2 separate regions of the Homo sapiens genome follow, and region 1 is linked to region 2. A link is a contact called in ENCODE Hi-C data. All regions are on one chromosome and are shown on one strand. Each heading gives the region's core, a stretch centred on a gene start or an enhancer-like site at or near the end of the contact. The rest is flanking DNA. Distances are from core to core; before and after follow the strand shown.

The links. Hi-C counts contacts between places; a loop is a spot of excess contacts on that map. Pooled maps may share reads with other maps.
Region 1: a map of CD8-positive, alpha-beta T cell shows a loop between it and region 2 (7-fold over the local background). The contact joins the promoter of WDR5-DT here to the promoter of VAV2 in region 2. A Hi-C loop is called at or near these places in 1 of 168 maps with a recorded cell type or tissue (CD8-positive, alpha-beta T cell), 3 of 37 single-sample maps with no recorded cell type and 13 of 50 pooled maps.

The regions. Positions count from the first base shown.
Region 1 is chr9:134,134,435-134,140,919 of GRCh38, forward strand. It overlaps WDR5-DT (WDR5 divergent transcript), which reads right to left and starts at 1,548. Exons shown (of 2, transcript NR_186420.1): 1 at 752-1,548. WDR5 (WD repeat domain 5) reads left to right here and starts at 1,648. Exons shown (of 14, transcript NM_017588.3): 1 at 1,648-1,766; 2 at 5,386-5,524; 3 at 6,269-6,377. The coding sequence starts at 5,444. RefSeq lists enhancers at 689-798, 1,705-2,629 and silencers at 989-1,158, 1,599-1,778.
Region 2 is chr9:133,990,918-133,997,327 of GRCh38, forward strand. VAV2 (vav guanine nucleotide exchange factor 2) reads right to left here and starts at 1,407. Exons shown (of 30, transcript NM_001134398.2): 1 at 1,158-1,407. The coding sequence starts at 1,361. RefSeq lists enhancers at 1-449, 450-1,177, 1,906-2,633, 2,530-2,719 and silencers at 560-999, 1,040-1,129, 1,400-1,549, 1,610-1,709, 1,810-2,119 and 1 more.

The DNA of each region.
Region 1 (6,485 bases), core at 298-2,797, 140 kb after region 2:
GCTTTGCCTGGAGGGCTGAAGGGCTGGAAATATTTTTGTTTTGGGGCTGGAACCAGGACTGCAGTTTGGGAGCCGGTGCTAGGTTGGAAGAGGAGGCGGGGTCTGGTAAGCACTTTAGCCGAATTGAGCAGTGGGAATTAGGGAATTGAGGGCAGTGGGAAGCTGGTTCTGAGTTTTAAACTGGGGAGTGACAGATCAGAGCTGGATTTTTAGGAGTTTCTCTGTTTGGAGGTTTAGAAAAGACCCAGGTGGGAGGTAGGGCTGGGGTGGGGAGGGAGAGAAGTGGACGATCTGAGAGCTGAGGTGGGGTGGAAGGAGAGCAGCGTGTCACGGGCTCGGGATTCCGGCCCAGGCGGCCAGGTGGACGGAGATAAAGATGCGCTTCTTCATCCGAACTGGGTTTGCTAACCTGTGACTGTCACCACTCCATGCTCCAGGGCACCTGGCCCAAGGGATCCGGCCTCTTGGGCACACAAATCCATATGGAGCCCTGAAGGACCAGACAGGGACCTTGCCTTCTCTGTGTCCTTCCTGGGAAGGGGACTCCAGACCAACTGCCAGTCTTCCGGTTCCACCTCTCTGACAACCGCTCACCTCACCCTCCTTGGCATTTTTATTTCAAATGCTCTATCCCTTTGTTTGCATGGGTTCCTGTGTCATATTCTGTGTTCCCATTTTTAATTGGAGAATAAGGGACTGTATGTTATTCTACCCACAGGCCTAGCTGAGGGGATAGGGAGGCCATGCCTACCTCCAAGGCTCTAAGAAGTGAAGCAGGCGGCGAGAATGTGCAGTCGTTGAGGCCAGAGGACCGGGCCTCAGCTTCTCCTTAAGCCCCTGAGTCCTCCTCTGGGGACCACCCCCTTGTACCTGGAGGTGAAAATGCCCGCCCAGGAGGGAAGGGCTGGCCCCGGGAGAGCCCGCTGCGAAGTGAGTTTGCGCACTGCGGAGCGGGCGCGGGTGACTCCAGAGCGGCCCTGCCAGTCCGCGGGGCTGGCGGGGAGCAGGTTCGTGCACCGCGGGCTCTGTGCATGCAGAGGCGGGAAGAGCCCCCAGCCCGGCAGCCGGCCCCGCGGGAAGGCGCAGCCCGGGCTTCCGAACCCTGTGAACGCGCAGGTTCCTGGTCTTCCAGATGGGCAGGAATCGTCCTGCCCGCCCGGGGTGGGAGGCCACATGGGGGCACTGCGCCCGGGCGCGGCCCCAGGTGCTTTCCAAATGCCCACTGCCGCTCTCATCCGTACCAGCGATGATCAAGAAGGGGCCTGGTCGCCCGGGGAGGTGCCCCGGCCCGAATCGACTCCGGAGACAACGCCGGGCGACGCCACCTGCGCAGGTCCCGGAGGGCCGCTGGTGTCTGTGTACAGGGCGTGCTGTCTGTGGAAACGCGAGGGCACACTAGCACTTTCCTGTATGTATTATTATACTTCAGTTTTTAGGAAGTGCATTAGAAGGGCCTGCACCAGTCAAATTCGGGGATTAAAGCTTTTAAGCGGGAAGCGCGCGCCCCGTGCTGTCCCTTTAAAGCGTTGGGCCGGCCCGAGGCATTCTGGCCGCTGTCGCTGCCCGTAGCGCTCCTCCGAGAGGCCGGCTTTGTGAGCTCGCCCCGCCCCCCGGACACCGCCCCCTCCCCTCGCGCACGCGCACTGCGCCCCCGCCGCCTGGCGCCCGCCCGAGCTGCCGCCTTGTCGAGCTGAGTCCGCGCTCCCGCCCAGGCGGCGGCCGACGCGACGCCCCGAGCGCCCGGCCCCGCCGCCGCGGCCCGGCAGGTAAGCGGGCAGCCGCCCGGCCCGGGGAACACAAGGCGGGCAGCGGGGCGGCGCCAGAAGCTTCCAAACCGCACCCGGCCGCCGCACGTGTTCCCCGCCGGGCCTCGGGCCAGGCCCAGCCCCGGGCGCTGCTCCCGCTGCAGCGGCCCCGCCCGGGACCCCCGCCCCGGCCCCTCGGTGGACGGCCGCGCGCGCAGTTCCCTCCACCCGGTCCGCCCCCACTCGCGCCCCCACCTCCGCCTCCCCGGCGGACCGCTGACAAGGCCAGAGCGCCGGCACTGGGTCCTCTTTCCCGCAGGCAGCGTGCCCGGCCTCACATCGCCCCTCTCCCTCCACTGCCCCTTCAGGGAAGGACCCCAGACCCACCAAGCCACTCAGTCCCTGGACGAGGTGCGCTTCCCCTCCTCGTAGAAACGCCCCCAGCCCGCTCCCGCCGCTCACCCCAACCCGAGGCAGCCAGGCTGCAGCTCGCTAGGTGGGGTCCTGGGGTGCGGGTCCTCGGTCCTGAACGGTAGGCCCACCGTGCCTCCTCGCGCGGGGCCGCAGACCTGTCCTGGCCGGTCTGCGAGAGCCATTTTGAGCGGTTACGTTCCCGGACCAAACAGAGGTCGGCCTGTTACATCGCTAACGACACTCCCTGCTGTCTCGCTTGCAAGTTTCCACTCACCCCGGTCCGTTTACCCATCTCCTCAAATGCTAGTTTAATCTGTGACCTGGGCAGGTGCTGTCCTAGCCGGTGGGGAAGACAGGAAAGCGAAGGACCCAGGCGGGGAGCCTGTCCAGGATCTCAGATAGGGAGAGCCAGGTCCCCACCTCTGTTGGGCCGGCCACCCGGCTGGTGTTTAAGATGCAGATTAATTCCTGTCTTTGCACACAGTATGCTTTTCTGACTGCATGTCACAGGCAGATTCCTGGGCTCCACCTCAGGGACTGAGGGACTCAGGAATCGGCCTGTGGCATGCAGTCCAGGAGGGCACACTGAGGTTTGGTTGCTCGGCTTCAGGTGGTCAGGCTTACCTGGATGAAAAGCAGTGGCTGCTAGGAGGAGCCAGGCAGCATCTGGTCTAGGGGCCGCCAATTCATCACCGTTCCCGTAACCTTGGCCCCCGCTTTCCTCAAGATCAAGTCTCCAACCTTCCTGTTCTCTCAAAAGGATTGTTCCACAGAGACACCTGAGTGTTCATGAAAATGCCAAGCCTTGGCCCGGCGCGGTGGCTCACGCCTGTAATCCTAGCACTTTGGGAGGCTGAGGCGGGCGGATTGCCTGAGGTCAGGAGTTCGAGACTAGCCTGGGCAACATGGCGAAACTCCGTCTCTACTAAAAATACAAAAGATTGGCCGGGCGTAGTGGTACGCGCCTGTAATCCCGGCTAAACTGGAGGCTGAGGCGCAAGAATTACTTGAACCCGGAAGGTGGAGGTTGTAGTGAGCCCAGATCGTGCACCTGGACTCTTTGGACTGTGTCTCAAAAAAAAAACAAAAACAAAAAAAAAACACGCCAAGCCTAGACCCCACCGACGTAGAAACTTGGTGGGTGTGTTGGGTCAAGAAATTGCATTCCCCGCCACCCCCCGACGGAGTTTCACTGTTTGGCCCAGGCTGGAGTGCAGTGGCGCAATCTTGGTTCTGCCTTCTGGTTTCAAGTGATTCTCCTGCCTCAGCCTCCCGAGTAGCTGGGATTACAGGGACCGACCACCACACCCGGCTAATTTCTGTATTTTTAGTAGGGAGGGGGTTTCTCCATGCTGGTCAGGCTGGTCTTGAACTTCCTGACCTCGTGATCTGCCCACCTCAGCCTCCCAAAGTGCTGAGATTACAGGCGTCAGCCACTGTGCCCAGCCATCATATTCTTAAAAGTCAAGTTAAGGTTGTTTTGTTTGTTTCTTTTACATGTTCATGTTTTTTGAGCCCAAAGGTTGGGGCAGGTTGGGCTTGAGCTGGGAGGGGCTGGACACCTTTTTTGTAAGACCGCCTATCTGTTGTTCCTCCTCTGAGGGTGTTTCCAGGCGTCTAGACTCACCCAGGTGAGTTGATGCTGACAGGAGCTGCTCGGCCTTCTGAGCTGCCTATTTCGCCTTCTGTTCCTCTGGTGTTTCGCTTGGGTAGGGCATGGGCACAGTTCACTCAGCTCTGGCCCTGGCCTGGCTGTCTAACGCTAGGACTGTTATAGTGGACTTTGCAGCTTTTTGCTTGGATTTCCTTAGTTCCTCTCTCTCCCTGTATTTGTCCAGCCTGCCAAGGAAAATGCAGCAGTTGGGTTAAATTGGCATGGCTAGGTTGCACTAATGACAAGTACCACGTAGCTGGCATTTACCGAGGACCGGTTTTGTACTGGCACTTTGTCCCCTGGGCAGCGCTACAGGGCCTGCCCCTCCTCTCCCCCTCTCTTGTACTGTACTCGGCCCTAGATGCAGCGTGATCCATCTTTGCGCAGGGAATCTTTGCTGCAGGTGAAATGGAGCGGTGGCCACACCTGTTCTCTGCAAAGTGGGTGTTGTAATTTCTCTGCCTTCCTCTTGGATGAAGACTTTGAGACATGCTTTTTAATGCCTTCCATTTCGCGTTAGTGTTACAATCAGCCTGTGCAAGATTTCAGTTCCAAGCTCCAAGCTAGAATTTACAGTGTGTAAACTCATTAGATTGATGGTAGTGCTAGCTTCTGGGATTCCGATGGCCAGTGGTATTTGCAAGCATGTCTCAGTGGCTTTCCCTTTTAAAAATGCTGTCCCTCCTTTCCAAGTAACCTGTTGTGCTTTTATGAGATGTATTGAAGTAATGAATCTATTCCCATGGTAGAGGAAACTAGCTGCTTACTGTACAGATTTGGGATAATTTTCATTGTCAAGGTGAAACCGATTGAACTGCAGTCTTTTTTCGTTCCCCTGCAGTGTGAGTCCTGCTCGTAGAATATCGTTGGTGTACTTGAGGCTGCTTTTCCAGAAGGCAGGATGTGGAAATTCCAGCAGGCAGAGCTGCCTCTGGCTTGCTCTCATCTCTGTGTTTTGTGGCTCCTCACTGAGTGCGCGAGCCCTGTGAGCTGTTAGCATGCTGGAAGGCAGCCTCGGGCCAGCAGCCTGTGCATGGAGGCACTGGAGCCCCCCCATGAGGCGTAGACCACTGGGTGCCCGTGCTTGTGTTTTCAAACGTGGCTGTGAACGTGATTGCGTCACTTGGGGTGCATTTTAGGATTTGGATGTGATCCCAAATTTCTACACCCTGAAGCTCAGTCTTCTGTCATTTGGCGTGTTAGCTTTCTGTCAGGAAACCTTTTGCTGTTCTTTTTTTAATGTGTCCAGGGCTCTTTGAAGAAAACTGCATTTTGTTTGCACAAACTGCTGCATTCTTACAGACTTCTGGATAACAAAATAAGAAGCACGCTTGAGGGTGGGGTCTTTCATTATGATGACAAAAGGGGAGAGCGCAGGGGTGTCAGCGGAGCAGCTGGAAAGTATTAGCAAGGACTTAGGGGAATTAATAGGGTCCTCAATTTGGAATGGTTTGTTTGCTACAGGGCTCAATATGGTAGTCAAATGTTTTTCTTTTCATCCTTTTTCTTGGAAATCAATTTTTTAAAATATAGTTTGTTTCTTGGCTCCCTGTTCTGCATCTCGCTCAACAGACTGCCTCTGTCACCGGGTCCCTCCACCCTTGTCTCCTGTGCGGCCAGCGTCAGAGCCATGGCGACGGAGGAGAAGAAGCCCGAGACCGAGGCCGCCAGAGCACAGCCAACCCCTTCGTCATCCGCCACTCAGAGCAAGGTGCGTGCCCAGGGGCCCCTTGGACACCTTCCGGGGGCAAATACGCTTAGAGAGTCTCGGAAACATCTCAAGCTCATAAGCCTAGTCTTCCCTACTCAGTTAAATGTCACTGCTAATTTTTATTTACTGACCGCATATCTGGCGAATGCTTGTTGCCTGCTGTGTCAGGGATCCCAAATCTGTCACCTGGAGGAGAGAGCCTTTTATCAAAAATACAGATTCTTGGTTCTGATTGTAAGAGTCTCTGTAGGAACCAGAAAACATCTCTTTATAGTTGCCCCCACCCTGGCTGCGATCCTGACGCACAGGCAGTTCTGCAAGCCCTCCCGTAGACCTTTAGCAAAGGGAGCAGGGCTTCAGTGTTCGGGGTCGGAGGGTGGGGCGCTGGACCAAGGCCAGAGCTGGTGGGGGCCTCCTGTGCTGTAGCAGGATCACAGGTGGGATTGAGGTGGGGGGATGAGGTGGATTGAGGGGGGCCTCACGTTTCTGGCTCGGCTGGTGCTGTTGGTGCTGAGTTTGGAGACTACAGAAGAGGAGGTCTTGTGGGGAAGTAGTGGGCTCAGATTCAGATGTGTTCCACTTGAAAGGTACTGTCCACATAGAGATTGGTGGAAGGCACTGGGCATGTGGATTTGGAGCTCTAAAGATCTGAGCTGAAATTAAATGGTGGGAGTCAAAATCCAAACTGGTCACGGGTGGAACGTACAGTGGTGGTGACTTTTTGCTAACTGGTCTTTCCTGCAGCCTACACCTGTGAAGCCAAACTATGCTCTAAAGTTCACCCTTGCTGGCCACACCAAAGCAGTGTCCTCCGTGAAATTCAGCCCGAATGGAGAGTGGCTGGCAAGTTCATGTACGTAGCACTGAGGCCCTTAGCTGCTGGGAGAGGCGGTCTGAGCTGCAGACAAAAAGCTGGCGAGGGGATGGCTTGCTTCCTCACCTACCGCTGGGGAGACGTAGC
Region 2 (6,410 bases), core at 157-2,656:
GGCTTGCCTTTGTCAGCGCCCCCCAACCCGGCAGAGAAAGGCCCGGTCTCCTAGGAAACGCAGTCACCGCCAAAGGGCAGAGGCCTCGCTGCCCAGCCTGGAATCGCTGGTGACTCACTCTCCCTCCTTCCCAGGAACCACGTCCTAAGTCCCACTGGTGAATGGTCCCTCTCCACATGGAGTTGCCACTGCGCGCGGTGAGGGGCTGCTGAGCTGGCTGGAAGACCGCACCTCCTCGGCGCTGGGTGGACCCGGCTGCCACCCGCTCTGCCTCCCCCGACCTCTTCTAAGCTGCTCCCGGTAAGGATTCCGCGACCCCCGGAGAACAGGACGGAAGCCTCGATTCTCTCAAGTCTTAGCCAAGTTCCCTCTTAAGAGGCCAAGAAAAGCAGCTTCGTTCGGCTGGGCAGGCATTTTCCTGCCTGGCCCTGCGGCCGCACGCGTGCCTCCGCCGCGACAAAGGCCACACTCAGCGCCCGAAGGAGGGGTGGGGGTGTTGGGAAAGCGATGGGGGCCAGGACTGGGGCCAAGTGGCCCTGGGGATCCTCGAGGCGGCTCGACCCGGGAGCCAGGACTGGCGCCAAGTGGCCCGGGTCCGGGTCCGGGAAGAGGCGGAGGCCGGCGAGGGGGCGGTGCCCGGGGCCAACCCAGCTCCCTCCGGCCCCGAGGGCTCCCGCCCCGCGCCCCTCCCGGGCCCTCCAGCCGCGCCCCGGGCCGGCGCAGCGACCGCGCCCGCTCTTCCACCGGCGTCCGGCCAGGAGGCGCGAGGCCCAAGGATGCGACCCACGACGCGCACACCCGGCTCGGCAGGCTCCCTGGGAAATGAGGGGCCACTCGCAGGGCCCCGCAGAGCGAGCGCAGCGCCGGAGCCTCCCCCATCCCAGGCCGCGCAGACCGCGGAACCGGCGCACCAGAGCAGTGCCCGCGGGCGGCGGCGGCGCGACCCAGGCTGAGGGGACTTTGGCCAACTTCGCGCCTCCTGAGGTCGCGTCTCGGAGGCCCGGGGCGCACCCTCCAGCCGCCCGCCCGCGTCCCGGAGCCCGGCCGCCCCAGCCAGGGCGCCTGGGCCGCCGCCGCTGCGACCTCCGCGTTCAGTCCGCGCGTCGGGCAGCGCGAACGCCGCCTCCCCGGGGCCCTCCCGCCCGCCGGGCGCTCACCTGGGACATCTGCGGCCGGAAGTTGATGTCCTTGAGGTCGATGGAGCCGGGGGAGAGGTTGTGCAGCAGCTGGCACAGAAGGACCCCGTCGCGCAGCGCCTGCGCCAGGTCGAAGACCACGGCCGAGGGCCACACCACCCGGTGGTTGGGCGGCAGGACCTTGCAATCGATGAGCCAGCGGCCGCACTGCCGCCACTGCTCCATGGCGCCCGCGGGCCCGACCGGCTCAGGGCAGTGCTCGAGCCAAAGTGCAGCGGCCGCGGGGCATCCCGCCCGCGCGCGCGCGGGGCTCAGGGCCGGGGCGGGGCTTCGCGCGGGCTGCCCCAGGTCCCCCGCTGCGCCGCCGTGCGTCCCCTCCTCTTCCTCCTCCTACTCCTCGGGCTCCTCTCGGGCCGCCGCTCCCGCCCACGTGCGGCCGCGGGGCGGGCAACGGGCAGCGCGCCGGATCTCCCCGCTTCACACACGCAAGTGCCTGCGGGCCCCGGGCCGGGCTCCACGCAGCCAGTCGCCGCAGCGCTCCCCAATCCGCGCCGCCGGGCGCCGCATTCTGCGCTCGGGGCGCCCCGCGGCCGCCGCGGCTCCTGCCCCGCCCGAGACAAAGGCCCGGCGGGGTCGCTCGCTCCGCGCGTCCCGGGCCTGGGCCGCCCGCGTCGCCGCCGCTTTGTTCGCCCCACCCGCAGTCCCCACGCCCGGCGCTGCGACTCGACGACTCGGCGGCTCGGCGGCTCCACGGCTCCGGGGCGCTGGGGGCGCAGGGGGCGCGGCCACGGCCGGGCGGGGCAGGGGCGGGGCCGGAGCACTCGCCTGGCACCTCCCCGTGTCCCAAGCGCCGCCCCCGCCCCCCCACTTCCTGCCCCGCTACCGCCCGCGAAAGTTGCGGTGGGCGGGGGTTGCGGCGCAGGCCCAGGTCCGGCCGACTTTCTCCAAGGGCGCTCGGACTTTGGGGAGCCCTTCTCCCTGGGGGAGCGACCTCGCCCGTGGAGTGATGGCCGGGCGTCCCCCCGGGTGCCTTTGGTCCTCCGTGGAGGTCAGGAGGTGGTCCCTGTCGCGCTGGGCGCCCTCGCATGGCCGTTCGGTAACGACAGACTCGGGAGAGGGCACCGGGCTGGGCCGAAGCTTACTGAGCCCCCTTGGCCCATCAAGCCGCCCCGGCGGGATACCCGAGGCTGAGGCTGAAGGCACACGGGCCCAGGACTCCCAGAGCCCTCTTCCTGTCCTCCGCCCTGGCCGGGGGCCCATAGGAAGACCCCCGACCCTGCATAAAGGCCAGGATTCCCCAGCTTTTGGCCAAAGTCCTGGCCACTCGCAGCTGCCCAGCGGGCAGTTCCTGGCGTCCAGGGCGGAATGCGTGACATGAGTGAGGGCAGGAAGGTGCTCTCCGGCCCAGGGTCGCAGCCGGCCCCGGTGCTGATCCGCCCTGATCTCCCTTCTAGGCCACACCCTGGGTGGTGGGGGCGCGGTCTGTCCAGCTGGCAACGTGTGACGGTAGGAGGGGCTTCAAGGACAAACAGATTCTGCAACTGAAATTATATGGATCCTGGCTCAGCTGCCGGGAACCGCGGGTTTTCACTGCTGATTCACTGGGGGACACCAGGCAAGTCCAAGCCCTTCTCTGAGACTGGCTCAGCCCGGAGGCTGGGGTGCGGTGTCTGAGGGCTCCCACCCTGGACTCCGGTGGAATCCTGGGCCTGTATGAGCTGGGGCTGCACTGCAGCCCCCGGACCCCTTACCCCGTGGCTTCCCTGCGCAGGGGCCGGAACGGGGATGCGAGCGCAGAGAGGGTCCCCTGGGCCCAGGGCCTCCGATGGGGGTCCTGTCCTGGAAATTGGTCTCTGCAGAGTCAGACTCACCCCTTCTCCACTGAGGTGGAAGCAGGGGGTCCCAGCTTAGGGTCTGGCCCGTAGAGAGAGGTCAGGAAGGAGCTGGCCCCTGCAGCAGTAAACTCAGGCCAGGTGGCTGGTGAGGCGGGGGCTCAGGTCTCTTGCCCTTCCCCGAGGAAGCAGCAGTGGGCACCTTTAGGGCAAGGGGGAGAGCTTTCCTCACCGAAGCAAGATGGGGCAGCAGGTGGACCCATCAGCATCTCCCTAAGAAATCAGAAAGCCAGGAGTGAAACCTGAGCGGGGCCCTCCAGCCCCATCTGAGAGCCTACACTGATCCCTCCTCCTGCAAAGCCTCATCCCCTCCTCTCTAGAGCGGGGAGACCCGGCTCCCACTGGACTTGCTTGTGAAGAATGGACGGATAAATTACCCAGAGGCTTCCCACTGTGCTGGGACAGAAAGGGCTCAGAGAGGAAGAAGAGCTACCCACTCTCCCAACCCCTCGCCTGGACCGCCGGCGCATTGATGCACTAAATGTCTCTTTCCCCAGGTGGCTCCCTCAGCAAGAAGGGGGCCTCTGTCCTCACGGTCCTGGGCCTGCCTGCTCTGGCCAAGAGGACCAGCCAGGTCTGGGACCCAGGCAGCCGCCCGCCAACAATGCCATGGGTACCTGCTGCCCCCTGGTGGTGCTGTCACCACGGGGCACCTGGCTGCACCCAGGAGGGGCTGCACAGAAAATCTGGGGTTGACCGTTGAGAAGACCCAACTCAGGAGACACAGACTTCACCACAGTGGCCCTGAGCCACTCAGGCCTCCCTGGTTCCCAGGTCCTGATCGGCATAGGACATTCACCGGCCCTGTGCACCTCCCAGAATCCTTGGAGGCTCTGAGGGCAGGATGGATGTGAATCAAAGAACAAAAGTTTGGTGGGGCCAGGTACAGCAGCTCAAGCCTGTAGTCCCAGCACTTTGGGAGGCTCAGGCAGGCAGATGGCTTGAGTCCAGGAGTTCAAGACCAGCCTGGGCAACACAGTGGGTCCCTGTCTCAAAAATAAAATAAAAGGTAAAGAAAATGGGGCAGGAGCTCCCTTTGTAACCTTTAGTGTGAGTGTAATGATGAACAGGTTGAGACTGTGGACTCAAGGCACATGCCAGGAAGACTAATAGAGAGGACGCTGTTTGGGAAAATCCTACCACCATCCATGTCCACTTGGACTCAGGGCTGTCTGCCAGGACTGCCTGCTGCACACCTCCAGGGGGCGAGAGTCCCATCACACCTTGGAGATGGGCTCCAGGGGGAGCTGCTTACACAGACTGCCAGTGAGCAGCTGCCAGTCCAGCCGAGCAGATTAAACCAGGGAGCAAGAAGTGCCAGCATGGGCCACATACCCCAAGTATGGGGGAGGGTCACAGGTGGCGGAGGAGGGCACCAGGCAGGGCACACCCGGGGAGGGAGCAGCAAGGCTTCCAGGAGAAACTGAGGTTTGAGTTGACAACCAGAGATTGATCATGGTTGCAGTGACTAGGAGAGGGTGACATGGAGGATGGAGAGCTTGGACAGGAGTTGATTTTTAAACCACAAAGGAATTCAGTGTTGCCATGATCTCAGGCATTGAACAATAAACCGCAGTGTCCTCCTGAGCTCCTGTCTCATTCTCCCCGGCAGCCATGTGGGCAGCGAGTCCCAGCAGTCCACCTTCCTGTTCTGTCCAGCATCTGCCCCCTCCTGGCCCACCCCCACCAAGCCCCAGGCCCCCTCTCCTTGGACCCGCTTCCACCCTTCCACCTGTCCTCCGCAGCCAGCAAGGACCCAGTCGGCCCTCAGTGACACCCTGTCTCTCTTCTGCGCGGATGGGCACCTCGGGGCTCCCGCCTCACTGGAGGTAAAATCTAGCAAATCACTGTAATTGTAATTTTTAAATCCAATATATTCTTTCATGGAAGCCACAGATGCGTTAAACTGATCCAAAGACAGCTTATAAAAGGCAATGTAATCGGAGGCTGGACGTGGTGGCTCATGCCTGTAATCCCAGCACTTTGGGAGGCTGAGGCGGGTGGATCCCTTGAGTCCAGGAGTTCAAGACCAGCCTAGGCAACAAGGTGAAACGCTGTCTCCACCAAAATACAAAAATTAGCCTGGCATGGTGGTGCACGCCTATAGTCCCAGCTACTTGGGAGGCTGAGGTGGGAGGATCACTTGAGCCCAGGAGGCAGAGGTTGCATCGAGTCGAGATCGTACCACTGCACTCCAGCCTGGGTGACAAAGTGAGACCCCATCTCAAAAAAAATAAAAAATAAAAGGCAATATAATCTTATTTATTGACTTGTGGCATATTTTAACACTATCGCTATGTGAATTAACGTTACACTACGTAAGATTGCAGTTACGTCGCACATTGTCACTTTCAAGCCGTTATATTTTAACAGCATTCATAGTTGCAGTAACCAATCCTGTGTCTTGAGTCTGAGTGGCCGGCCTAGGTGATGGTCACCTCCTTTAAACCACAAGCCACTCCATCACTTCTAGTCACTGTTATTGTACTGAGTGGTCCAACATAAAAACCAGCTCACCAAGCACATTGGTGAGCTGCCCAAGGTCACCCAGCAACACAGGAAAAAGCCAAGTCCAAACGCCAGGCCTTATTGACACCTGTGTGCACCCCTAAATAGAGGCTGCTGCTGAAAGGGCTTTCCACGCCTAGAACTTTCTGCTTTCCCTTAATGCACTGATGTGGGTGGGGAGGTGACGAGGGAGGGAAAATGATCTGATGTCTAGAACACGTGGATACGGAGTCAGCAACAGAGCGCAGTGCCTGGAGCCCACAGGCACACCCCCCCGCCCCGCCACTGTGGTACCGAAATGAGCCCTTAGTACAGGCAGGAGTAGCAAGGCTAAGAAACGGGAGCCGAAGGGTCCGACACTGACTTAAAGGAGGGAAGGGCAGCTGGAAGTATATCCACGCATCCTGGAGGTCCTGGAAACCTGGTGACTCTTGGATCCTCGGGGTCCCAGAGAGGAGACCTTTGGAGGAAGGAGTGGGTAGACAGGTGGCTGCCCTTATGTGGGCAGCATGGCTGGGCTTCCCCTCTGGCTTCTCTGCCCAGTCACTCACACCACGAGTGATGCTCCACCTACAACTCAGCACGTCCTTCCTGCACCCAGGCCCTGAGCCAGGACCACCCACACCCTAGGAGGCGAGGACTGTCATCGTACTGTGCTACAGATGAGGTCGGCTCACATAGCTTGAGTGACTTGGCCAAGGTTATGCAACTGGCAGAGTTCAGATTCGAACTCAGGTCCACCTTCTCCTATGCCTCCAGCTGAGAGGTTTGCTTTTGTTTTCTACTGATAAATAATGATTTCAAGGGCAGTGGCACAGGACAATCTGAGTCCACGACCGGCCCAGCGCCCCTCCCCTGGGTTTCTGCAGAGCTG